Regions from separate parts of the Homo sapiens genome. Here all the other regions are linked to region 1. Evidence: read pairs that join two places in POLR2A ChIA-PET (ENCODE). Cell type or tissue: MCF 10A. All regions are shown on one strand.

Region 1 (8,000 bases):
CTTACAAAGATCCAGGCCAGATGTCAGGAGACAGGATTTCCAGCCCCAAATCTGATTCTGTCTGGCCAGTTTGTTCATCTTTAGAATGAAGGGTTGGACTAGTCCGTCTTTTAGGGCTCTTTAGCAGCATCCATCTTCCTCCCTCCCTCCTGCCCTGACTTTCTTCTTCCATGATTGAGTGTGAAAGAAAGAACAGTAGTACCTGGGGAAGGGAAACTGCTCTGTCTTGTTTTAAGTGCTATGGGGATACTCAGCTGTTAAAGTGCCCACCACCGTAGAACGTGCAGGTGTGGATCTTAGGAGGCTTCCATGCTAGAAGTGTACAATTCAGGGATACCACTTGAAGTCCTGATGTGAATGAGAGAACTTAGAAAGAATGTATACAGAAGAAGAGTAGGACTAAGAATAGACCCTGAGGAGCTGAGCCATTTAAAGTAAAGTAAGAAGGGAGGAGGGTCCTTCAGAGGAAACTTGCCACAGGATCAGCATTACAGGGAAAAAAGTTTTACATCTCCTATGAAGGCACTTTGGAAGCTTAATTAATGACCATAATCAATCTTTTAGAATCCTTTTTACATCACTCTTACTCTGGAGAAAAAAAAAGCTCGTCAAATTGATGACCTTCTGTGATTTCAAAAGTATAGCACTTATTTTTAATGAGTTTGTTTCTAAGATGTTAGAGCGAGCAACCTTATTGGTAGTTGCCTCCATTTCCCCATTTATAAAATGGCCATAATGAGACTTACTTGATGAGGTTGTGGTGAGGGTGAAACTGGATTCTGGGAAAGTAAGAAATTTCTGCAGAATTAGGAAATCCTACTGTTATTCTTTATGATAGTACCAAGGGTTAAATTTGCTTTCTGTCTTTGACCTTTTTTCCCCATTCTGTGACTAACTTTTTTGTAAACTAATGTTCATTCCATTCTCATATATCTCTTCTGTCCCAGTTTCTCTGGGTTCCCCACGCCCAGCAGTTGGGAGGTCAGAAAGATACCATCTGCTGATTAATAAACAGACATGTATTCCTTCCTAAGTTGATTGAATCAGGGTGTCTCTTGACCCTAATTCTGGATGTTCATACATTCCACCACATATTCACTTATCTAAGGTCACACCCAGAGGCTCTGTGGCTGGGATGAATCACATCTGAACTGACCATCCTTCCTGGAACCCATGGGCTGCAATATGTGTGAGCTCAGCTGAAGTAAACACCTTCCACGTACTGAGAACAGGGCTGGCTCCTGGCGATCTAACATCTTACAGTCTACAGGGGCCCCTGATCAGTAAGGGCTGAGGATTGCAGATAGAATGTCTACTGAGCACCCCACGTGTTCAGTCCTAGGGTGGAGGGTGTTGATGGTGGAATAAAAACAATCAAGAGACTGGGTCCTAGCTCCTCAGGAGGAAAGAAGGTGGCTGAGGATGGTGGCAGGTTTGGAGTGAAAACTTAAGGCATGTATGGGCAGATTTTAATTTCTCTATCTAGATTAGATTTGGGGTCCAGATTTTGGGTCTAGCAGCCCACAACTCCCCAAAATGAATTATACTCTGCCTTAAACATCCAAAAATCTCTCAAGTCTCTCTGAGCTGATTGACTTCCATTGGCTCCCCTCTCACTCTGAAGCGTGTTTATTTCTCTGGGAGTTGCAGGCTCTCATGTTCTCAGGGCTTGGTGAGGGCCTGGGTCTGTACTCCTCCAAGTGGAAATGAAGAGCTACAGATTTATCTGGGCTCCATGGCCATCTTCCTTGCATTCTTTATCCCCCAGCTGGGTGTCCCAGAGACATTAATAAGGGGGGATTGTTTGCTTTTTCTTTCTTTTCTTTTTTTTTTTTTTAACATATTGAAGAAACAGAACGAAGCACAAAGCTAAGAAGAGTCAGTCATCCCTCTGCCTCAAAGTTTATAAGGGCAAAAAATCCTGTTATGAGGAACGGGTGAGAAGCACACCCACATTAATGAGTTTGCGTGGCACTTCCACTTAACACACAATAGTCTCAGGCCAAGAAAGTTTAAAGTGCTTCTCCAAAGTCTTGAAGAAAGTCAGTACTAGAATTGAGATTAAAATCCATGTGCTCTTCCTCTCAGCTCAAGCCTCCACCCTGTAAAGCAGGGAAGACTTAGGGCAGAGGAAGAAGGAGGCTGTGCGGCTCCGTAGGGCTGGGCACAGAGCCGGGGCAGGTCTGGACAGAGACTGGAGCTTGCGGTTATTCTCTTCAGGGCCTGCACTTGACTCACTGGGGGCTCAGGACAGTCCCTCCTTGCTTTCTGTTTTAGTCTGTTCTCCTGGAAGTTGGGCTTTTCAGAAGTGTTACCATGAACATAACAGGGCAGATCTGGGGTGGCAATGTGGGGGCTGGGGCTGTTTTGGTATGTCTAGGCTCTCCAGGCCAGCTCCACGCTGCATGCTCAGCACTGAAAGCAGGATCTGAAAACCAGTGGATGGTAAGTGGATATTGCTATTGTAGATGAAACTGAGGCTTGAGGGTCAGACAGATCTAAATTTAGAACCCCAATTTACTAATTCTTAGTTGTACCAACTTACATAAGCTTCTTTCTCAGACACGGTTTCCAAATTTGATTTTCACACCAACCTTTATGAAGAAGGCATATCAGAAAACTAAGAGTTAGTGAGAGTATGGCTAAGCCAACATAATACTAATAATACGAAGCTGATTTAGCTCTCATTCCATGCCAGGCATCATGTGTTAATATACACCTAAACTTATACCAGCTCTGTGAGGGAAATGCCATGCTTGTCCCATTTTATAGATAAGGAAACCAAGGTCTAAAAAGAGTAAGCCCTTTTTTGGTACCATGTATGTCCCTTAAGTGTTTCCTGAGGCAGGCAGAGAAATCCTTCCCACTTTACAGATGAGAAGCTGAGACATAAAGAGGAAGATAAACAATGGGCTCAGGGTCACCCAATAAGGAGTCAGTAGTGGAGCTGGCTCTGAGTCCAGATCTCCTGGCTCACAGCTCAGGGTTCTGTCACTGCCTATACTTGCCGGGCCCAGCCAAGCCCAAGGAGGGCATCCTGCCCTGGGGTGGTGCTCTCCTAGACCAGCCTCACCCCTCTTGCCAGAGAATCACGGCTCCATCCCCTGCCAAACAGCCTTGTTGCCCAACTTGAGGGTAGGAGCCAAGCCTGGCAGTCTTTGGTGGGCATCCAAGTCAAGTTGCTGTTTCCTGGGCTGAGTTTAGCATGTAGCATGGCTTCATCATCCAAATATGTCCTGCCAGACAGGCCTCAGCTGCTGGCCAGCGGGGCATTTGGCAGCCCAAGAGAGCTTGACGCTAATTGGGCCCAGCCGACATAAATCATGTCTCTCATTAAGAGGAAGTCCAGCCATTCTCTGGAAGGGGCAAGAGGTGGGGAAGGGGAAGAGCCTCCCACTGAAGGATTGAGTTCCGCCAGGGCCCAGTGACCTTATGTAATTGTGCAAATCACTCTGGCCCTCTCTGTCCATCTGAAGAGTGAGGAGGCTACACCCAGTGATCTCTGGTGGTTCATGCCAAACTAGAGGGCTGTCCTGTGACTTTTGTGTGTGGGTAATGTTGTCTTTCCTTTCTGCTTGGAGCACCACTGGGGCAGGTCTCATATTCTGTGATGGAGTGGGCTAAGAATCACCTGACTTGGGCGAGGTTAGAGAAAGTCCTTTCCATGAACAAAAGAACTCCCCAAGGGCAGCTTTGATATCTAGAACTTTTGTAGCAGAAAGCTTGGATTCACCTTGAAACAGAGTAAAGAGCTCCAGGAGGGGAGTGCTTCTAAACTAAGCTGGGTCACTTGTTGACAGATGGGTAGGGGGGAGTTTGAGAGGGTCTGTTTTGTCCTAACGGAAAATTTGAGCTGTCAGTGATGGTCAGCTGTGCTCAGATGAAACTGGAAAATGCTGGGTCAGTTTGAAGACAAATGATATCAATCTTACAACTCTGGCTTTCCTAAGCATGCGTCAACTTAAGCACCCATGCATTTATTAATACATTCACTCGTGCACTCACCATAGTAGGCACTAGCTACATTCCAAGTACTATTCTAGGCACTGAGAATATCAATGAATCTGACTCAATCATTGTTTTATTCAGAGCCATGGTCTACTGAGAAGAACAAGCACTTGAAAAATTGATTCTAAAATGTGTGATAAATCCTGTACCAATGAAATGTGCAGATTCTCTGAGTGGAGGAAGAAATTAGGGACTCTGACTTAGGTGGGGTGAAGGAGACAGGCAGGCTTCCCAGAGAAGGTGGCATCTCAGCAGTGCTTTGGAGAATAAGTTGAGAATACTGAAGAGGACAGTTAGAGCAGAGGAAAGGGCATGAGCAAAAGTTGAACAAGTTTATGTCCTTTGTAGGGGCATGGATGAAGCTGGAAGTCACCATTCTCAGCAAACTATCGCAAGGACAAAAAACCAAACACCACATGTTCTCACTCACAGGTGGGAATTGAACAATGAGAACACTTGGACACAGGAAGGGGAACATCACACACCGGGGCCTGTCATGGGGTCGGGGGAGGGGGGAGGGATAGCATTAGGAGATATACCTAATGTAAATGACGAGTTAATGGGTGCAGCACACCAACATGACACAGGTATACATATGTAACAAACCTGCACGTGGTGCACATGTACCCTAGAACTTAAAGTATATAAAAAAAAAAGTTGAACAAGTCTAAAAGGATACTATGGTCAGAGAACAGCAAGTAGTTTCATGTAGCATGAGGGAGGCTGCGTGAACAGCATTAGGGGGGCGCAGGGTGCAGGTGATGGAACAAAGGCCAGAGCTGAAGCTGGGGCTTGGCTGATCCAAAGATGTCCCACCTGGGAGGGGCTTTGTTCCAGTGATTTTCTACAGTTCCCAATCCTGTCTGTGCATCAGTATTACCTAGAAAGCATTTATAAAATGCAAATAGTCAGTCTTCATTCCTGAGATCCTGATTTAGCTGGTCTGGTGGGGTTCAGGAATCTGCATTTTTAAACAAGCTCTCCCAGGTAATTCTGAGGCAGCTAGCCAACAACTTAGCACTTTTTTAAAAATGTAAGATACTGATAAATGCAATGGAGAGAAATAAAGAAGAGGAGGAGACAGAGAATTCTTGGGGGGGTGGGGGTGACACAACTTTAAATAGTGTGATCAGGAAAGGAAGACCTGAAGGAGTGAAGGAGGTAGCCATGGGTAGATCTGAGAAAAGATCACTCCAGGTGGAGACAATAGCAGATACAAAGGTCCTGAGGCAGGGATGACTGATGTCCTGGAAGCCAGTGTTGCTGGAACACAGGAGATGAGGTCAGAGAGGTAATGGGAGCAGACTGTTTGGATAGGGCTTACTCCTGGCCTTTCTGTAACCATTGATTTAATCGAACTCATCCACCGTTTGGAGAAAAAACAGGCCTGGAAAAGGGACATTTTAATAGATGCATCTTCTCTGTGTCCTTCTTTTTCTCAAGGCTGTGTACTGGGCCGGGTGACTTGGTGGTGTAGAGGAGCATAGAGATGAATGGAATACAGACTCTGTCTTCCCAGGGATCCCAATCAGGGAGGGGCACAGGCTCATGCAATCCTTTCCAGTAGAAATACATGCTGCTATGCTGATTCTAGCTCTAACAGAAATGGCAGCTGCAGTTTGAGGTGGTCGTGGAGAGAGATGGGCATGTGAATGAGCAGACTGGGACAGAGTAGCTCCTTGAAGTTGGGGGTAGGGAGTGGGTCAGACTTCAACAGACACAGCAGGAACGACTTGCACAAGGAAACAGAACAAGTGCATGGCTGAGACTGACCCAGAATGGATGTCTGTTTGTGGTTTGGGGGAGGCAACTTGAGAGTATGGGGTCAGAAAGTCCTGGGTTCTGAGCCTGGCTCAGCCTTGACATTTGAGACCAATGTGGGCCACGTGTCTTTACCTCTTTGAGTCTCTCTGGCCTCAATTTCCCCATCTTTTCCATGGGATTAATCCCTACTCTGAATATTGACTATGAAAATTAATGAAGTAATGCACGGTCGTGTGTCTACAAGCCCAGGGGTTGGCATGTGGTAAATGCTCAGGAAGGGAACTTTGCATCACCCCCAGCATAATTTGATCTGTTTTTCTCCCCACGTACAACACCACTTTCTGCCTTCATGGAAGCTACTATGGGCAAGCTGCCACCCAAAGGTCCCACATAACAATTCGCAAAGCCCAATCCCGTTGGCCAATTGAGCTCCATATTTCAACTACACCCTGAAAGTGGCATTATTATTATTATTGCCCCATTTCATGGGTTAGGGGAGGTGGGAGGAGGGTAGCGTCATCCTTGAAGGAGCCAGGACTTCTCTGTGTTTTTTTCTTCTTTATTATGTTGACCTTCATGGCTGGGCCAAGGACACAGACCACTGAGGAGCTCTAGGAGCCAAAGGGAGCTGCTGAGTAGAGCCTGGAGCTGGGGAAGCTGTCCTAACCCCATCCACATGGAGGGGTCCTTGGTGACAGTGGTCATTTGGCCCTGCCCCTTCTGCCCCGCCTGGGCTCCCAGTTTGGCCATGCCCCAGCCCTACCCTCTGGGCTCAGCCTGGTGTGCTCTGCCTGGCCTAGAATAACCAATCAGCAGGGACCCCCTTCTAATTTCATTTAGGTTGCTGGGGATGGGGGTAGGTTCACACATACAGGTTAATGCTTTCTCTGCCAAGGATGGAACATTTCTGAGGCAAGTTCTTTGTTCTTTTGATCATTCATTCTTTCAATAAGCCCTTCCGTAGGTCTCTTTGGCACCGTTCCCTGGGTTGACACTGGGGATAAAGAGGCAAGTTAGACCTAGCCCTTGACCTGGACCACCGCCTCTGAGGAGGCAGACGCAGAGACCCATAATCACCAGCTGTGCTGGAGGGCTGTGAGAAAAAAACAAAGCCCAGGGTACGCAGAGATGAATTCTAGGCCAAGAAACGTTCCTCTCAGTCAGCATGGTCATTCATTTGTTCATTCAGCCAACACACTGACACCTGCTGGGCTCTGTGGGCCTGGGCCCTGGGGAGGCAGAGATGACTCAGACCATTTTTAAATTTTTTAAAAATCTCAGACCTTGAGGTGGTGGAGGATGGGCAGACACACTGAACTCTGAAATAGGTCATTAAAAAGAGAGTGGTAGGAAATTGGGGGTGGGATGGTGCAACCACTTTCCTGGGGAGGAGGGTTAGAGTAGTGGGCAGTGGGACAGCTTCTAGGACTTAGGCCTTGAAGAAGGGAAAGCCTTTAGCTACTTGGAGCTATGATGATGGGCTCCAGGGGAGCCACATTTACCACCTGCCGGGTGTCCTGGATAATTCTTATTTAAAAAATTAGGGTTTTAGTTGAATGGATATATCAATTATTGTCTGACTTTTGTGTTTATTATGTAATACTCTTTTCACTAAAGGTATTATGTGTTCAAACTTCCTAACATTTGATTACTTTGATCAAACTTTTTGGAAGAAGAAATTAAATAAGAATAGGCCATTTTTTAGACCACATGTTCTGATTTCTGATTCAGAAGCATCATTTCTATACTTATATCCACACAGCCAGGGTCTAGTTTGACCCCTTCGCCCAACCACAATGTGTCTCAGGAAAGATTCTGTCCTCAGTCATCTCCCCTGAAGCAAGGTAGAGGTAGGGTGGGGGTGGATAAGAAAAGAGCCCTCACCAGGTAGATGGCTGGGTGGAGTTAGCATTTGAAGCTTGGAATGACCCAGGCCTCAAGAAAGTTCAAGGATCAGGGTGTCTTGGCTATATTCATGGTTAAGGACAAGGGATTTTGAATCAGCTGCAGCTGGGTTTAGTCCATTGTCAGATACATATGTCTGGACAAGACAATTAACTAATGTACCTATGCCTTGTGCAATTTCTGTAGGATTATTGGCAACATTATATGAGATAATGCCCTGTATCTGGCATTTAGTGAAGACTCGAGGAAAGGTGACTGATAAATTAATGGTAGTAGTTGGAGGACCTCAAGTCTGCAATGGATATGACTTTTGAAGCCAGAAC
Region 2 (8,000 bases), 74 kb after region 1:
TGTGTTATTTAAAGAATTGGTTTGTTGAGTTGTCAAATTTATAGGTATAAAGTTGCTCATAATATTCTCCTTTTTTTAATATAAGGGAATGTGTGGTAATGGCACCTGTCTCATTCCTAATTTTGTAATTTGTGTCTTTTTTCATATTTTCCCTGATCAACTTGGCTGGAGGTTGGTCAATTCCATTGATCTTAAAAAAATCATCTCTTGGTTTCATTGATTTTTCCCCCTACTGTTGTACTATTTTCTATTCCATTGATTTCTGCACTGAATTTTATTATTTTTTCTTCTGCTGTTTATTTTGCCATTATTTTTAATTGCTATGTCTTCAAGTTAGCCATCCTTCTGCCATGTTTAATATATCCTTAATCCTACTCAGAGTATTTTTCATCTAAAACATTGTAGTTTTCATCTCTAGGTTCTATTTGAGTATTTTTGAAATCATCCATGCCTCTACTTAACTTTTGAACATATAGAGAACAATTATAATAATTATTTTGACATCTTAGCTTGACAATTTTAAATCTGTTTCAGTTCTTGGATGGTTTTGATTGCTTGGTTATTCTCTTTGTGTTTTCTTGCTTCTTTGCATGCTTGGTTATCTTTGATTAGATGCCAGAAATGGTCACTTTTACCTTATTGGGTGGTGGATCTTTTTGATTCTTATAAATCTTCTTGAGCTTTGTTCTGGGATGTGTTAAGTTGCCTGGAAATTGTTTGATCTTCTTGGGTCTTGCTTTTATGATTTATTTGGCATATCTGAGCAGTCTAGGGCTAATTATGCCCCACTACTAAGCAAGATTTTCTGGGGTACTCTACCCAATGCTCATAAAGTATGATTTCATTCAGCTGTCAGAGGGGGGAATATGCAATATTCCCAGCCCCGTGTGAGCATCAGACAATGTTCTTTAATCTTTTCAAATTATTTTTCCTCCATCCTGAAGTGTTACTTCACATGCATGTGCTAATCAGGACTCTGTTGAATATCAGAGGGGGATGCTCTGCAGATAGTCAGGGCTCTTTCTCTGCACATCTCTTTCCTTTTATTACTTTGTCCATCCATGAACTCTAGTCCACTTGGTTTCCCTAACTCGCAGCCTTATTACCTCAGTTCAAGGATCCTACTGGGCTCCTCTCAGACTTTCTTCTCTGTCCCGTAGCCTGCATAGTCTCTGAAGGCAGCAAGCTGGGGCAGTCATAGGGCTTACCTAGTTTGTTTCTTGTCTCTTAGGGAGTAACTATCCTTTGTTGTCTTAGGTCTAGTGTCTTGAAAATGGCGTTTCTGACATTTTATCTTTTTTATTTTGAATGCAGGAGGGTAAATTCAATCCTGGTAACTTAATTGTGGGCAAAAGTGCAAATCTCCTGGCATCCAATTCTTACCATAGATTTCTGATGTCTGGAAGCATGGTGGAGCAACACACTTCTGAAGGGACAGCAGGTGCTGTAGTGAAGTTTTCCACAAAAGAAGAAAATGTTGTGCTCTTTGTCTACCTCACCAACTTCCCTTCAGCCCTTGGGGAGTGTAGAAGACCTCCATGTTCATCAGGGCTCCATTTTAAGGAGAGAACAGAAGTTGGAGGATAAGGTGGGAGTTCTGATTGATGTGGACCAGATAAGGTGACATCTGGCCAAAGAGGAAGCTGGGAGCCACAGACTGCTAATAGGATGAAGGGAGACACAGCTACCCCTCTGTGGGGTCATCAGAGATGGAGGGGGCTGGCATAAAGATGAACATCTGCGTCCAAAACCATATAACTCCATACACCACATCATCTAATAGGAGACCAACATATTGTCAGAGGCCGCCAGCAACAGAGGGAAGCAGGTAAAGCCAGTGTAAGATCAGGAGCCTTTTTCCACCAATGACAAACAGCCACTTATTTAGAGCGATCTCTGTTATTCCTCTTATTTTCCCTTCTTCCCTCAACATGAAAGGCACTAGACCCAGAAAAGAAAGGAGAAAATTAGAAGACAAGACCACAACCTTTTACCACCCTTGGTGTTTTTTTTTTCTTTTTTCTTTTTTTTGACAGTCTCACTCTGTTGCCCAGGTGCTGGAGTGCAGTGGCGTGATCTCGGCTCACTGCAAACTCCGCCTCCCAGGTTCAAGTGATTCTTGTGCCTCAGTCTCCCAAGTAGTTGGGACTACAGACATGCACCACCATGCCCAGCTAATTTTGTATTTTTTTTGTAGTGACAGGGTTTCTCCATGTCCCCTTCCCACTCTCGTAACTTGAGGTACAAGTCTGGCAAACATTGAAGCGAGACGAGGAAGTGCTATTGAAACTGGATATGAGATGGGAGTTGTGAACTAGACCAGACGGGACTTTTGGTAACTGATATCGATGGGAAAGCAATGGGATCTACCTGAAAATATCATTAGAAAATGATACTGACAGATAGGACAAATCATGGTTAACAGTTGTGGCTAGAGTAAACAAGTTGAACTGTTTATACCTATACCGCAATGGATTGAGGCTTCTCAATAAACTGGTTACATCTGATCTGCTAACAACAGCTGCTAAACATTGAAAGGGGTACTGTGCTGACTGCTGTATACACACTATGTCATTTGCTCTTCACAACCTATAGGATGGGCACTAGTTTTTCCCCCTTTTGGCAGATGACAGAAACCGAGGCACAACCAACTTGTCTAAATATAGATTACAGAAATTTCACATGTATCTCTCCAGTTCACAGGAAGTGTCATTCTCCTTAATCACTTTGCTCTTATCCTTGATGTTTTTCCAAACATTTTTGCTGATGTTGAGTGTTTTCCATTTCTCTGAGCTGTGTTGTCAGTCCATCTCCTGATGAAGCAAGGGCAGTTTGAATGCTGAATGGAGGTGGATGAGGAAGGGGAACACTACGTGAAAATATTTGTTTTACACAGATGAAATGTTGGATCAGAACGCACGGAACTACATCCAGGTGAGAGGCATCAAATAAATCACTTAACCTCTTTGTACTTTAGTTTCCTTATATGTTTTTATGGGCATCATGATAGTGCCTACTTCACTGGGCTGGCGCTGGAAATGAAGTGTGATTACAGATGAAGCTGTTAATCAGTGTCTGGCACACGGTCTGCTCTATCCGAGGATTAACCGTGTTTATTATCTGTCCTTTATTACTAGTTAAGTTCTCTTCACCACTGAAAGAAAAAGTCCAAATGAACCCAAACATATGAGTTTATTTTCTCCTCCACATTTTCGCTGCCCCTCCTTCATTACTCTATCCCCATCACCACCCCAAGAAATTAGATCTTTGCATAGCAGAAAACACTTTTCCCATTCATAAGAGAAAGAATGGGACTTTTTTTTTTTTTTTTTTTTTTTTTTTTGCTATTCCAAGAGAGAACCCACATTTGACACTGGATTTCCACCCAATTTTTCTAAGTGCACCTGTGGTTACATTGCTGGAGGTGTCAGTGTGAGGATTTAAGCCCAGCTGTATCTGACAGCTGGTTACCCAGATGAGAAACCCCAGAGTCCTCTTCCACCCTTTGCAGTGAGCTGCCTGGACCTGCAGGATCCCTGCAGTACCTTCTATGTGCACCAGGTGGCAGGTGCTGCATCGGAAACGCAGGTGCGGCAGCTGCACAACTGGTTCTACGGGTGGATCTGAGCACCGGGCTCACCTGGGAGATTTCTAATAATACAAATCCCCAGGCTCCGCCCCTGAGATTTTGACGCCGTGGGTTTGGTGTGGCGGCCTGGCATATGTGTTTTTATAAAGCCCTACAGGTAATTATGATTCAGCTTGGTGCAGGGACCTGCGTTTGGAAGCCGCTGCTTCAGAGTGTTCCAGAGAACGGCAGCCTCACGCAAGCATGAAGCGTTTAACTGTGCAACACAAATCAACAACCTGGGCTCCTAGAATTCAGGGTGAGGTTTCACAGAGTGTCAGAGTTGAAAAGGATCTTGGGGCTCACTGATGAAGCATTAGCGACGAGGAGCCTGAGGCCAGAGGGAACGTGCCACGGACAGCCTGAGCTACAGTGCAGGTCTCCTCCCTCCTCCGCAGCACTGCTGACCACGGCTTTCCGTGGTTATAATACTGTCACTTCCCCGCTAGCCCAAGGATCTGAAAATACTTTTGGTAAGCCACGGGAAGGACCCTCCTCCCTGAGTCAGTACCTTTAACTGCTGTTGGAACAACTCCAAGCCTCAAATAATTCAAAACTGTGTGAAACACGTTTTTGCCTGAATTAGGGTTCACACCGGGTGGCCTTTGTCCAGAGGCCATGTTTATTTATTTATTTATTTATTTTTATTTTATTATTATTACACTTTAAGTTTTAGGGTACATGTGCACAATATGCAGGTTAGTTACATATGTATACATGTGCCATGCTGGTGTGCTGCACCCATTAACTTGTCATTTAGCATTAGGTATAGCTCCTAATGCTATCCCTCCCCTTCCCCCCACCCCACAACAGTCCCCAGAGTATGATGTTCCCCTTCCTGTGTCCATGTGTTCTCATTGTTCAATTCCCACCTATAAGTGAGAACATGCGGTGTTTGGTTTTTTGTCCTTGCCATAGTTTACTGAGAATGATGATTTCCAATTTCATCCACGTCCCTACAAAGGACATGAACTCATCATTTTTTATGGCTGCATAGTATTCCATGGTGTATATGTGCCACATTTTCTTAATCCAGTCTATCATTGTTGGACATTTGGGTTGGTTCCAAGTCTTTGCTATTGTGAATAGTGCCGCAATAAACATATGTGTGCATGTGTCTTTACAGCAGCATGATTTATAGTCCTTTGGGTATATACCCAGTAATGGGATGGCTGGGTCAAATGGTATTTCTAGTTCTAGATCCCTGAGGAATCGCCACACCGACTTCCACAATGGTTGAACTAGTTTACAGTCCCACCAACAGTGTAAAAGTGTTCCTATTTCTTCACATCCTTTCCAGCACCTGTTGTTTCCTGACTTTTTAATGATTGCCATTCTAACTGGTGTGAGATGGTATCTCATTGTGGTTTTGATTTGCATTTCTCTGATGGCCAGTGATGGTGAGCATTTTTTCTTGTGTTTTTTGGCTGCATAAATGTCTTCTTTTGAGAAGTGTCTGTTCATGTCCTTCGCCCACTTTTTAATGGGGTTGTTGTTTTTTCTTGTAAATTTGTTTGAGTTCATTGTAGATTCTGGATATTAGCCCTTTATCAGATGAGTAGGTTGCGAAAATTTTCTCCCGTTTTGAAGGTTGCCTGTTCACTCTGATGGTAGTTTCTTTTGCTGTGCAGAAGCTCTTTAGTTTAATTAGATCCCATTGGTCAATTTTGGCTTTTGTTGCCATTGCTTTTTGTGTTTTAGACATGAAGTCCTTGCCCATGCCTATGTCCTGAATGGTAATGCTTAGGTTTTCTTCTAGGGTTTTTATGGTTTTAGGTCTAACGTTTAAGTCTTTAATCCATCTTGAATTAATTTTTGTATAAGGTGTAAGGAAGGGATCCAGTTTCAGCTTTCTACATATGGCTAGCTAGTTTTCCCAGCACCATTTATTAAATAGGGAATCCTTTCCCCATTTCTTGTTTTTGTCAGGTTTGTCAAAGATCAGATAGTTGTAGATATGCAGCGTTATTTCTGAGGGCTCTGTTCTGTTCCATTGATCTACATCTCTGTTTTAGTACCGGTACCATGCTGTTTTGGTTACTGTAGCCTTGTAGTATAGTTTGAAGTCAGGTAGTGTGATGCCTCCAGCTTTGTTCTTTTGGCTTAGGATTGACTTGCAAATTATGAGTGAACTCCCATTCACAATTGCTTCAAAGAGAATCAAATACCTAGGAATCCAACTTACAAGGGATGTGAAGGACCTCTTCAAGGAGAACTACAAACCACTGCTCAATGAAATAAAAGAGGATACAAACAAATGGAAGAACATTGCATGCTCATGGGTAGGAAGAATCAATATCATGAAAATGGCCATACTGCCCAAGGTAATTCATAGATTCAATGCTATCCCCATCAAGCTACCAATGACTTTCTTCACAGAATTGGAAAAAACTACTTTAAAGTTCATATGGAACCAAAAAAGAGCCCGCATCGCCAAGTCAGAGGCCATGTTTTAATAGCTCTGCAGCGCGGCCTCCCTGCCATCCATGACTGTGGGGATGCTCGCCCCTGTCTCCCAGCCCTGGTGCATCCCCAGCCCCATGCTCCAGTCTTCTCACGGTCCTTGGGCATATCAAAACGTCTCTGAGCCTCCATTTCTTCTCTGTGAGACAGGGGTGAGGATTACTTGAGAAAATGTTCAGCATTTCTGTGTGTAACTGTCGAAAAAAAAAACCAGAGCTTAGTTTTCCTCTGTACTCTGTCTTTCAACACTTTTAATTTGGACTCTAGCTTTGCAGAGGCAAAGGTTCTCAGAAAATCTATAACCGAAACCCCTAACTTTATACTCGAGCAAACTGGGTCCAGAAAGCTGAATGATTTACACAGGGAGTTACTGTGAGAGGAGAATTGGCATGTAGGTGTCCCGATGTCCAACCTTCTGCCCTTTCTTCCGTATCACAATCACGCAGTCCTGGGGCCTCTCCGGTGGAGCCTCTTACTATCATTATTCTGAGTAGTTCTGATGCTAACTGGTGTCTTCCCCTTCCTCCTTTCCTTTCAACAACATTTAGTGAGCACCTGTTTTATCTTGTGCCCTATACTTGGTTTCTGTTAGAGAACCTTGCCTTACCTACTGTAAGTATTAAATACATCTTTGACGGTGGTTTAATTAATCACATTTATTCATATATTTAGTGATAAGCACTTGCTTTGTGCTAAATCCTTTTTAGGGAGGCCGCGAGGAACACAAGGGGAGCAGATAATGACATGGTCCACAACACACTTAAGGAGTTGGCAGAGTTTGGGATCAGGGGATTCTGCGCGTGTGTGGATAATCAGCATTCAGGAGAAGGTGTAGTGCACGTAAGTACTGGTGTGTGCACCGTGGTGGCAGGAGGTCACTTTGGTTTGGGGCTGGAAGGCTGGGAAGTCAGACCCTGCACTTTCTCAGTGTAAACCCTTGATCCCCCTTCTCCTTTAGCCTCTCTCATGACTGGTTCTGCAGGCTTCTGTCCTGGACCTTCTCTTCTCACTCTATGTGGTCTTTCTGGAGCATCATCCATCTTCCTGCCTCAATAATCATCTAATTCTTGATGGCTTCTAAATCTGTATCTCCAGAGGAAAGTGTTTCTCTGAATCTCAGACCTTTACATCCCACTGTTTCCCGAATGTCACTGATTGCATAACCTGTCACTTGTACAGAACTGAACTCCTCTCCCCTCCAATCTGCTTCTCCTCAGTGAGCTCAGAAACCTGGAAGTGGTCCTTGACTCCCCCACTTTTCTTTACTGTTCCACCACCCCAGTAATAATGAGGTTCTTTAAACCCCAGAATCCTGGAAATCTAAACAGCCCTGTCACAGATTCCTTTTTCTCCAACCCACCTTTTCTGCCACTGTCAATCTCTGGGTACAATCAAGATTCACCAGCATTTTTGTAACAACTTTTTACCCAACTGGTCTTCCTATTTTGAGTCATGCTCACCTATGAGTCCTCCAAATTGGACCCAGAGAAGTCTTATATAAAATAAAACAAACAAATGGAGCCCCTCCATCACTTACAGCTCTTAGAGTGTCTTCCCTCTGCTCCTAAACTTCACACTCCTGTAAGTGGCCTCTGCAACCTGTGCTATGGATTGAATTGTGTCCTCCAGAAATGTACATTCAAGCCCTAACTCCTCATACCCCAGAATGTGAGCTTATTTGGGAATGGAGTTGTTGAAATGTAATTAGTAAGATGAGGTCATGCTGGAGTAAGGTGGGCTCTTAATCCAGTATGACTGAAATCTGTATAAAAAGAGGGAAATTTGGACACAGACATAGGAATAGAGGGAGGACAGCCATGGGAAGTGAAGGCAGAGATTGGAATTATGCTGCCACAAGCCAAGGAACACCTGGTGCTGCTTCCAGAAGCTGGAGGAGGCAAGGAAAGGA
Region 3 (8,000 bases), 260 kb before region 1:
AGTCAGCTGACACTGGACGGTATGTTGTGCTGTGATAGAACAGATATGACATGTTGTATTTGAAGTCTTCCCTTCTTTCTTTCCTCTTTGTTTACTCCATCATTCTTCCACAAGTCCCCACTATATATAGTGTCTATATGGCATACATAAACGACTGTGCTGAGGCTGACTTCACAGAGAGGCAACCCGTGGCCCTGGCACGAGGAAGCCAAGGGGCAGAGTGGGCACTACAGATCATCTCAGCACAACCTTAAGTGCTCCGAGGAACAGCGAGCTGTAGGATCAGAGGGGAGGCATGGCTTGGGGAGTTGGGGAAGTCTCTGTGCAACAGATACCACTGGAGCTGGGTTGTGCAGGATGTGTAGGAGTTCAACAGAGCAATGGGTGAGGCATAAAGAGGAAAGACTGGCAGTGCTGTGGAAACAGCAAGTGCAGAGGTGGCGGGTGGTGAAGCGGGGGATGGAGTTAGAAAACACTGAGGCTGGCAGTAACTCTGGAGTGTGGAATGCTGGGGGAAGACTTGGCAAGGCGCGGCTTTCTTGTAGGAGGCATGGGCAGGGACCAGATCTTAGAGGGCCTTGTGTAACCTTTGTCAACCTCGAGGAGACACTGAAGAATTTTCAAAGCAGGGGAGATATGTGGTCATTTTTGTTGGTTGACAGCGCTCTCTGGCTGCCGAAGGAAGAGTGGACTGGAGGGGCCTGGCTAGGTGGCAGGGGCTCAGGTAAAAGGTCTGGACCAGGGTGGAGCAATGGGGATGAGGGAGTGTGTAGGAAGAGCTGATCGGGAAGAATCAGTAGGTCTTGGTGAGTGAGAAAGGCAAAAAAAAAGGGAGACTGCAAGCCTGAGCCCCAGATTTGAGCTGTGTTTAAAGTCCCCGAGCAGCTCCTTCTCCACATCGTTGGGCAGCTCAATCTGGCTGGGGAGAGGGTATCTGGACCTCATTTGGCATGAGGCCTCTCAAGCCATTGGGTTCCTGCTGAAACCATCCTCCCAAAGTCTGCCCGATTCTGTGCATGAAAACCGGGCTCATTCCAACTCCTCTGCTTCACTGCAGGCCTTGGCCCTCACAGCAAAGGCAATTTTCCTGAACGTTCCCTGGCAGGAAGAGAGGAGCTGTCACACAGAAACACTAAGCCATTGAATTCATAATATCTTTTATTAATATATTATGCTACAAAAATATTTTTGGCAAAATAACATTAATAGCATCTTTCTTTGTCTTCTATTTATACTCTTAAAGGACTCTTCATGATAATTCACAGAGGTGAGGGGCAGAGGTGATAAGAGAACAACATCATGAATACCTTTCAAATACATGAATCTGAAGCCTGTGTTGCACAGTGAATCAACTCGGGGACAAGCTCTGTGAGGCTCAAGAATGGGGCAGGGGCTCTGGCTTCCTCTGTTCTGGGCTAGAGCCTCCTTTGGCTGAATCAGCCCCTGCCCACCCCAGCCACTGGGGACCCAAGATGTCTGAGAGCCCTTTGTCCCTGGCAGCTCACCGGAAACATCTTAGACTTGGATCCCGTTCAAAGCCCACTTTCCCCACAGCAGGACTGGGATGAAGGGGGCCTTGGAGGCATGCTACTCTGTCACCTTTCCCACCTCCACATGCTTTCAATCCCATGGCAGCCTGTGGGTCCTGGGAAGAAAGCCAAGCACCTCATCTCCATGGAGGCCCAAGATTGTCCATGTCACCCCTGCCCTCCAGCCCTAGAACTGCCCAGGCAGGAATCAAGGTCTTCATTTGACAGATGAGGAAGTGAAGGCTCAGAGAGGGACAGGAACTTGCCCAAGGTCATCCAGCAAAGTGAAGGAGTATCCAGAGTATCTCCGGAAAGGAAGAGCCCAGCTCCCACTTGGAGAAAGGGTGAGGATAGCCGATGCTCCCTGGAAAGAGCCAAGTAGGGGGTCAATCAGTTCTCGTGAACCCTTTCCTCCCCTGGGGTCAGGGAGTGGGGCAGAGCGGGAAGGAGCTCTGGGCTGGGCTGCAGGCCTGGGTTCCAGTTCACTCCTCCTCCACCTTTCAGAAGTTCCCCCACCCAAAGGCAGCAGTCAAGCCCAGCTGGGTCATTGAAGGGGGCGCTGTGAGGGGTGGTGGTGGTTGTGGGTGGAGTGGGGAGGCTGGACTTATTCCTGAACCTTACTGGTTTAGACAGCCAGCGGGGTGATTTTTTTTGGCTGCTCAGATGAATTTCTGGAAAAATAACAATGTTCATAGAACTTGATCATTGCAGAGCCAGGAGGGACCCTCAATGTCATCTACACCAGGCCCTTGGCAAGATGTCAACTCTCCTACCACTTCTTCAGCCAGTGGGCACACTGCCCCTGCTCAAACACCTCTCCCGATGGGAAACCTGCCACCCTTGGGGGCTCCGGGCCATCCCCAGACAGCTTTGGCTTGGTGGAAATTATGCCACTGGTGGAACTAAGGTCTGCCTCTCTCCTTCTTTTCTGCCTTCATTCCTTTCTTCCTCCCCTTCCTTCAGCTTCCTTCCCTTCCTTTCTCTCTCTACACATCTGTTGAGCACCACCTTTGTGTCAGATGAGGGTACAAAAACAAATTTACATGACCCCTGCCATTAAGCTGCTCACAGTCCGAGAGGAGCAGATACACACTAGATAGTCACAACACTGGGCAGTGGGTATTGTGATAGATGCTAAGAAAGCACAAAGGAATGGGAGGGGGCTTCCTGGAGGAAGTGCTATCTGTGTTGATCCTCAATGGATGAGCAGTTACAGGGGAGAGAAGGGAGTTTCCAGGGGTAGGGAGCAGCATGTGTGAAACATCCTGTCTATTCTAGAGATGACTGCACATCACGCTGGCCAGGCACAGGGTAAGAGACATGAGAGACGTGGCTGGTCAGCAGGGTTGGGTCACGAAGGGTCTAGCGGACACTTCAGGGTGAGGCTGAGGACTCTGGTTCTTATCTCACAGTCACTGAAAAACTATCACCAGCCCCAATTCTGCTGTCTGCCACACAGGATGCCATCAAAGCTGCAATTCCCTGGAGAACTTCTCTTGTCCTTCACAGCATTTTCAATAGACTTTCCTTTTGGTAGAAGGACTTTCCCTCCTCTTTGGGATCCACTGTGACAATGGCCCTGGGCTGGAGATTAGGCAAGTGGGACAAGGGGCCTGAGCACCTAGGCTTGTCCAGGTCTAGCCGAGGCCAGGAAGTTGTAGATAACACATTATTTAGCATGAAGAAAATATGCTTAGGGTCTTTCAATGCAAGGACAAATTTGTTCATAACCAGCACAAGGTTCCATGCTTCCTAGATCCCAGATCTTTGACTCTCAGGACTGGAGGCATCCTCAGCAGCCCTTTGCAGCTCCCTGGCAGCCTGATTCTTCTCCCTCCACTGTGGATGACAGGGCTCTCCCTGTCTTCATCTGGCTGCTGGTGCATCAGACCCACCACTGGAGGAAGACCTGGGGACATGGCCATTCCAACATGCCCCAGAGAGCCCTTCATCACACAGTCAGCTTTCGTGAGAGGTAGAGGACCCAGGGCCACAATAACATGCTGCCCGACCTTAAGCAGATCACTTTACCTGCTGGGTCTCAGACCTTTCATCTTTCCTGCCTGCCTCACAGTCAAACAGAAAAGTCTAAGAAGTGCACACAAATTTCTCAGAGCAACAGGAGCATTTTATGAGGCTGGGCACAAAGAACGTTTCTGGAAGAAATGTCAGTTAGTGGTGGATAGATCGTGTCAAAGGTGTGGGTTGCTGCTTATGGAATGGTGGTTCTCTGGCCCAGGATGAGAGAATTCAAGTGCCCCAGACATGCAGATTCCTGCATATGTGCCTCAAGTCTTTTGGGTCATAAGTCAGCAAGTTGAGTTCATTTCAGACCCTGGCCAGCTGGTGGTCCTCAGAGATCAGTGAACTTTGGCAACAGATGTCTGACCACATTGGCTCTTGCTCTCCTGTAGGTACATGTCTACTCCATCGGTTAGTCTAGCCATCTTTCTTTAAACACTTGAATTAGGGTAAGGGAGAGTTTAGGATCCCCTAATATGCCCAGAGGAGGGATCTGGGAAAGACTAAGGCTGAATCTTCCTGAAGTTAGGGGCCAGGACGACGTAATCTAGCATTGCACTGCTTGTCCCATCTTGATAATGAGTTCCTCTGGGCCAAGGAGAGTGGTTAGATTCAGCTCTAATACAGAGCCTGGCATTGCATGTGCTCAGTAATTACAAGCTGCATTAATTTACCTTCTTGGCTCAGTGCCTGGCACAGATCTGGGCACACGGTCAGGTGCCTGGACTGTTTACCCAAATGCTTCATCTTTAATTAACCTCAAGCTCCATCTCAATACGTCTCACGCCATACTCTGCCCCAAACAGAGAGGAATCTGGCCTGTGTGCTTCTAATTCCTTTACACTTATCTCATCCAAATAGTGCACTGCACGATCCGTTTGATGTCCAACTTCTGAGCCTGCTTTATAAGTCAGCTAAGCCCCTTCCCGCTCAGAAATAGGAAGTCACATTTTTGCCAAGGATAAACCAACTCCAGCCTGGATTGAGGTCAAGTTCAGTTTAGAGCATGGTGCCCACAGGGCTGGCTGGGCCCTCTAAGGCAGAGCTCCAGTCTCCTGCCAGGTCTCAAGCTCAAACACGTCCATCAGGGCTGAGCTGTAAAGAATTCAGCTGCCTGCCAAGATGCCCGTGGGACTCCTGACCATCCCATGAGCTGCCCAGAACTTGCCGTCTCAGAAGGGAGATAGCTGCCAAGCTGGGCAAGATGGCACTGGGGCCAATTAGCTGCCATCAAGCCTGCCAGGGAAACCCACGAAGCTATAAAGTTGGGGTGCACTGGGCTGGGAGTCAGCAGGCCCACCCGGCTGTGCAGCCTTGGAGAAGTGTCTCCTCTCTGTGGGCCTTATTATTCCTCCTACTGTTACTATTATCCATCAAGTGAAGGGTCCTTTCTGCTGTCAGGTTCCAGGACTCTGTAATTACTGAGGCACCTGCCCCATAGGGTTTCAGGCCTCCCAGGTGGGAGTTAGCCCACCTGGGTCCTCTGTCTCCTCAACCACCACCTTGAGGAGCCGAGGGGCTAAAGTCTCTCGGAGTCCCTGTCACCTGCCTCCCCACTTGGCTGCTGTGCCTCCCCAGGTGCCCCACAGCTGTGCCCACCTCTCAGCCTTTGATTTGGCAGGAAAGCTTCTCGTGGGCTCCAAGATCTGGCAAGTCAGGACATGCGACACATGGCACATGCAGTTGCCAGAGCCCTTTGGCCAGAGGGGTCAACATAAGCAGCCGGCCAAAAGGTTTCTTGGTGGAGTGAAAGCTTGTGCTGGCCCCAGTTTGGGTGAGATCTGCTCCCTTGCAGAGAGAACGTGGCAGAACAGGGAACAGGAGGCAGGAATTGTTTTGCATCACACTGATCTGGGGCCACATCCTGGCTGGGGGATCTTCAGCAAGTCCCTTCGCCTCTTTGGGGGGCTCAGTTTCCTCATCTGTGAAATGGGGATAGTCACATCTCACAGAACTAGCGCAAGAATCAGTGAAGCAAGTGTGCAAAGTGCTTGCCACGCTGCAGGCTTTGGAAAAATGGCAGCTCTCATTACTATTAACATCATGTGAGGCCTAAGCCCCTGTCTCTAAAACTGCCCTCCTGTGCCCACTCCAGTCCCTCGGCCCAGCTCAATCCATTTAGCCAGGACTTCAACAGCCTCTCCTTTAACCCAAGCTGGATTCATGACACCAGAACAGAGAGGTCTGGATTTATGTCCTCACTCTCCCACTTGCCGTGTGACCTTGGGCTACCCACCTGGTTCTCTCTGGATCTCAGTTTATTCATTTGTTCTGTGGGGTGGGGACTGCTTTCCTCAGCACCAGTATCCCACCTCCCACCCCACCCCAGCGCTTTGGTTGAAAACACTTACCAAGAGCTCTGGAGGGCCAGATAGACACTCAGGGGTTTCACAATAGCAGCATTCTCTTTCCTAAATTATCTTCCCAGGCCGCGGGTGCATCCAGCAGAGGGGAGGATGGCCAACGTTCACACCTCTGGCTCCCAAATCCAGCTTCACAAAGGCTAAGCCTGCCTGCCTGCCCCTCCTGCTGAGGGCCCCACAGTCGGAGAAGCCAAACCCAGACCCAGGAGGCTTCGGTGATCCAAGAGCAAGCCAGTCCAGAGCCACAGTCCACAGGAGGTCACTGATGTCCCGGGTTCCCCTCCCGGGCCAGCACTAGGGCTAGGGGGTTATAACACAGGCCACATAAGAATAGTTTTATCGGTAGAATAAATACATTTTTCTTTTTTAATATGGACACGTATTTTACAAAAGAGCCCCATAGCACTATGGGAAATTAAGATCCTTCTACAAAAAAGAAGATGTAACTTGGGTACAGTAAAGCTCTAGAGTGTCTAGCCAATCCCATGTGGACTGCCCTCGACGTGTTGGGCACCCCCTGGAGGTGGTGGCAGGAGCAGTTGGGTGTGGCCGAAGACCCCTGTGTCATTTCTCTGGCTTCTCCACTTGGGGTGGCCGAGGTCAGGAGGGCCCAAGGCTATGCAGCAGGAAGCAGACAGCGATGGTGGTGGCGATGGCGGGGAGAAGGCCCAGGGTGGGTGCCGAGCTGCTGGCGGGCCCTGGCGGGTCCTGCTGTTGTAGCTGGTCTGAAAGCTGGAAGGGGGGCTTGGCGGTCCCCGAGCTGTGGGTGGGCTGCAGGGGCAGCGGGGGTGGTGAGGCGGTGGTGCTGGAAAGGAGGAAGCACATGGCAGAGTCACCATCGGCAGCCTCGTCCTGGGCAGAAGCCTTGGGGCTCAGATCTGATTTTTTCAGGTCTATTTTGCCTAATACAATGGAGAAGGGAACAAGGAGCTTGAGCAGGCAAACCGGGCAGCCCAGAGCCACACAACCAGCCTGGCTGAGCTCCAGAGTCCACACGGACCCCCTTTGCCGGGCTCTGGGGGATGGGCCAGGCCCTGGCAGCCACAGGTTGTCACATCTCAGCCACTCAGATGTCACCACTCGAGAGAATGGGTCCCAGGCAGAAAGAATAGTGTTTTGGGGAGATAGATCTGGGGTACCATGGGGTGGTCAGTCATCGACGTACACAGGTGCCCTGCCTGCTGGCTGCTCTCCCCTTGCAGACCGCCAAAACACGCAGAAAACAAGACAAGCAACCCCACCGCGTTCCCTGCCATTATCATAACTACCGCTTGTTGAGCATCCATCATGAGCTCAGCACTTTCCAAGCAATATTTCTGATCCTCATAACAAGCCTTCAAAATGGGTCTCATTGCTCCCTTTCCATGAATGAGAAAACTGAGGCTCAGAGAGGCTGTGTGGTGGCTGGCGGGGAGGCTACCTGGTGGTCAGGTCCCAGAGGAAAGTGGGAGTGGGACGCCATGAAGCAGGAGCCCTGGGTCTGCCTTACTTTGCACAGTTGCAGGATATGTTTAGTGAGAGGTGCAGTCTTTCACGAATTTACAAAAACAGAATCTAGTTTTGGAAATAACAGGTGAGATTCTTGGCTCAAGAAAGCCCACGTGACAGAGAGAGATGGAAGGAGAGTCAGGGCAGGAGCCAACTGGAAGCTGACCTGAGCCCAGCACACGGTGGCCTTGGGAAGCTGGAGGCGGGGGCAGGGGGTACTCAGGGCCAGGTTACTGGCTCAGGTCCAGGAAAGAGACATAGGAAATGGACAGGCAGAGAGAGACAGAGGCTAACACAGGGACTGAGGAGGGAGTGCACAACTACAGAGGCCTAGCAGAGAGGTCAGGAGGCTGACAGGAGACCTGTGGACGAGAGGGACAGGCTCTGGGATAGAGAAACAGGCTGGGCCCTGAAGTAATGGCCATGCCTATCCTCGAGGAACCCTGAGCAGGCAGGAGGCAGACAGAGATGCAGATGCAGACAGAGGAGCCCACAAGCCCCGTCACCCAGAGGGGAGCACCGGGGGGCAGCAGGTAGATGAAGGGAAGGCCATGAGGGCCTCCCGGAAGCAGGGAGGCCACAGTCAGCCTGAAAGGCA

Evidence for each region. ChIA-PET counts read pairs that join two places held together with the same protein. Peaks named below come from ENCODE experiments on the same cell type or tissue, not always from the same donor. Only the 100,000 strongest peaks of a DNase experiment are listed, where the experiment ranks them.
Region 2: POLR2A ChIA-PET joins it to region 1 with 5 read pairs; 3 of 35 experiments call an interaction of 5 or more read pairs at or near these places.
Region 3: POLR2A ChIA-PET joins it to region 1 with 5 read pairs; 1 of 35 experiments calls an interaction of 5 or more read pairs at or near these places.

Annotation. Positions count from the first base shown.
Region 1 is chr1:48,016,780-48,024,779 of GRCh38, forward strand. No RefSeq gene overlaps it. Among named protein-coding and RNA genes, the nearest start is that of TRABD2B, 23 kb to the left of the region's middle. RefSeq lists an enhancer at 7,894-8,000. In MCF 10A, no CTCF peak of the experiment used is centred here; DNase peaks (open chromatin) are centred at 2,202 and 3,102.
Region 2 is chr1:48,090,306-48,098,305 of GRCh38, forward strand. It overlaps LINC02794 (long intergenic non-protein coding RNA 2794), which reads left to right. Exons shown (of 15, transcript XR_007066073.1): 6 at 1,315-1,828; 7 at 2,794-2,934; 8 at 3,739-4,101; 9 at 6,799-6,931. Among named protein-coding and RNA genes, the nearest start is that of LINC02794, 45 kb to the left of the region's middle. RefSeq lists an enhancer at 2,201-3,400. In MCF 10A, a CTCF peak has its summit at 3,559 (motif pointing right); a DNase peak (open chromatin) is centred at 3,586.
Region 3 is chr1:47,759,388-47,767,387 of GRCh38, forward strand. It overlaps TRABD2B (TraB domain containing 2B), which reads right to left. Exons shown (of 7, transcript NM_001194986.2): 7 at 1,141-6,719. The coding sequence ends at 6,515. Among named protein-coding and RNA genes, the nearest start is that of LINC01738, 75 kb to the left of the region's middle. In MCF 10A, no CTCF peak of the experiment used is centred here; a DNase peak (open chromatin) is centred at 4,614.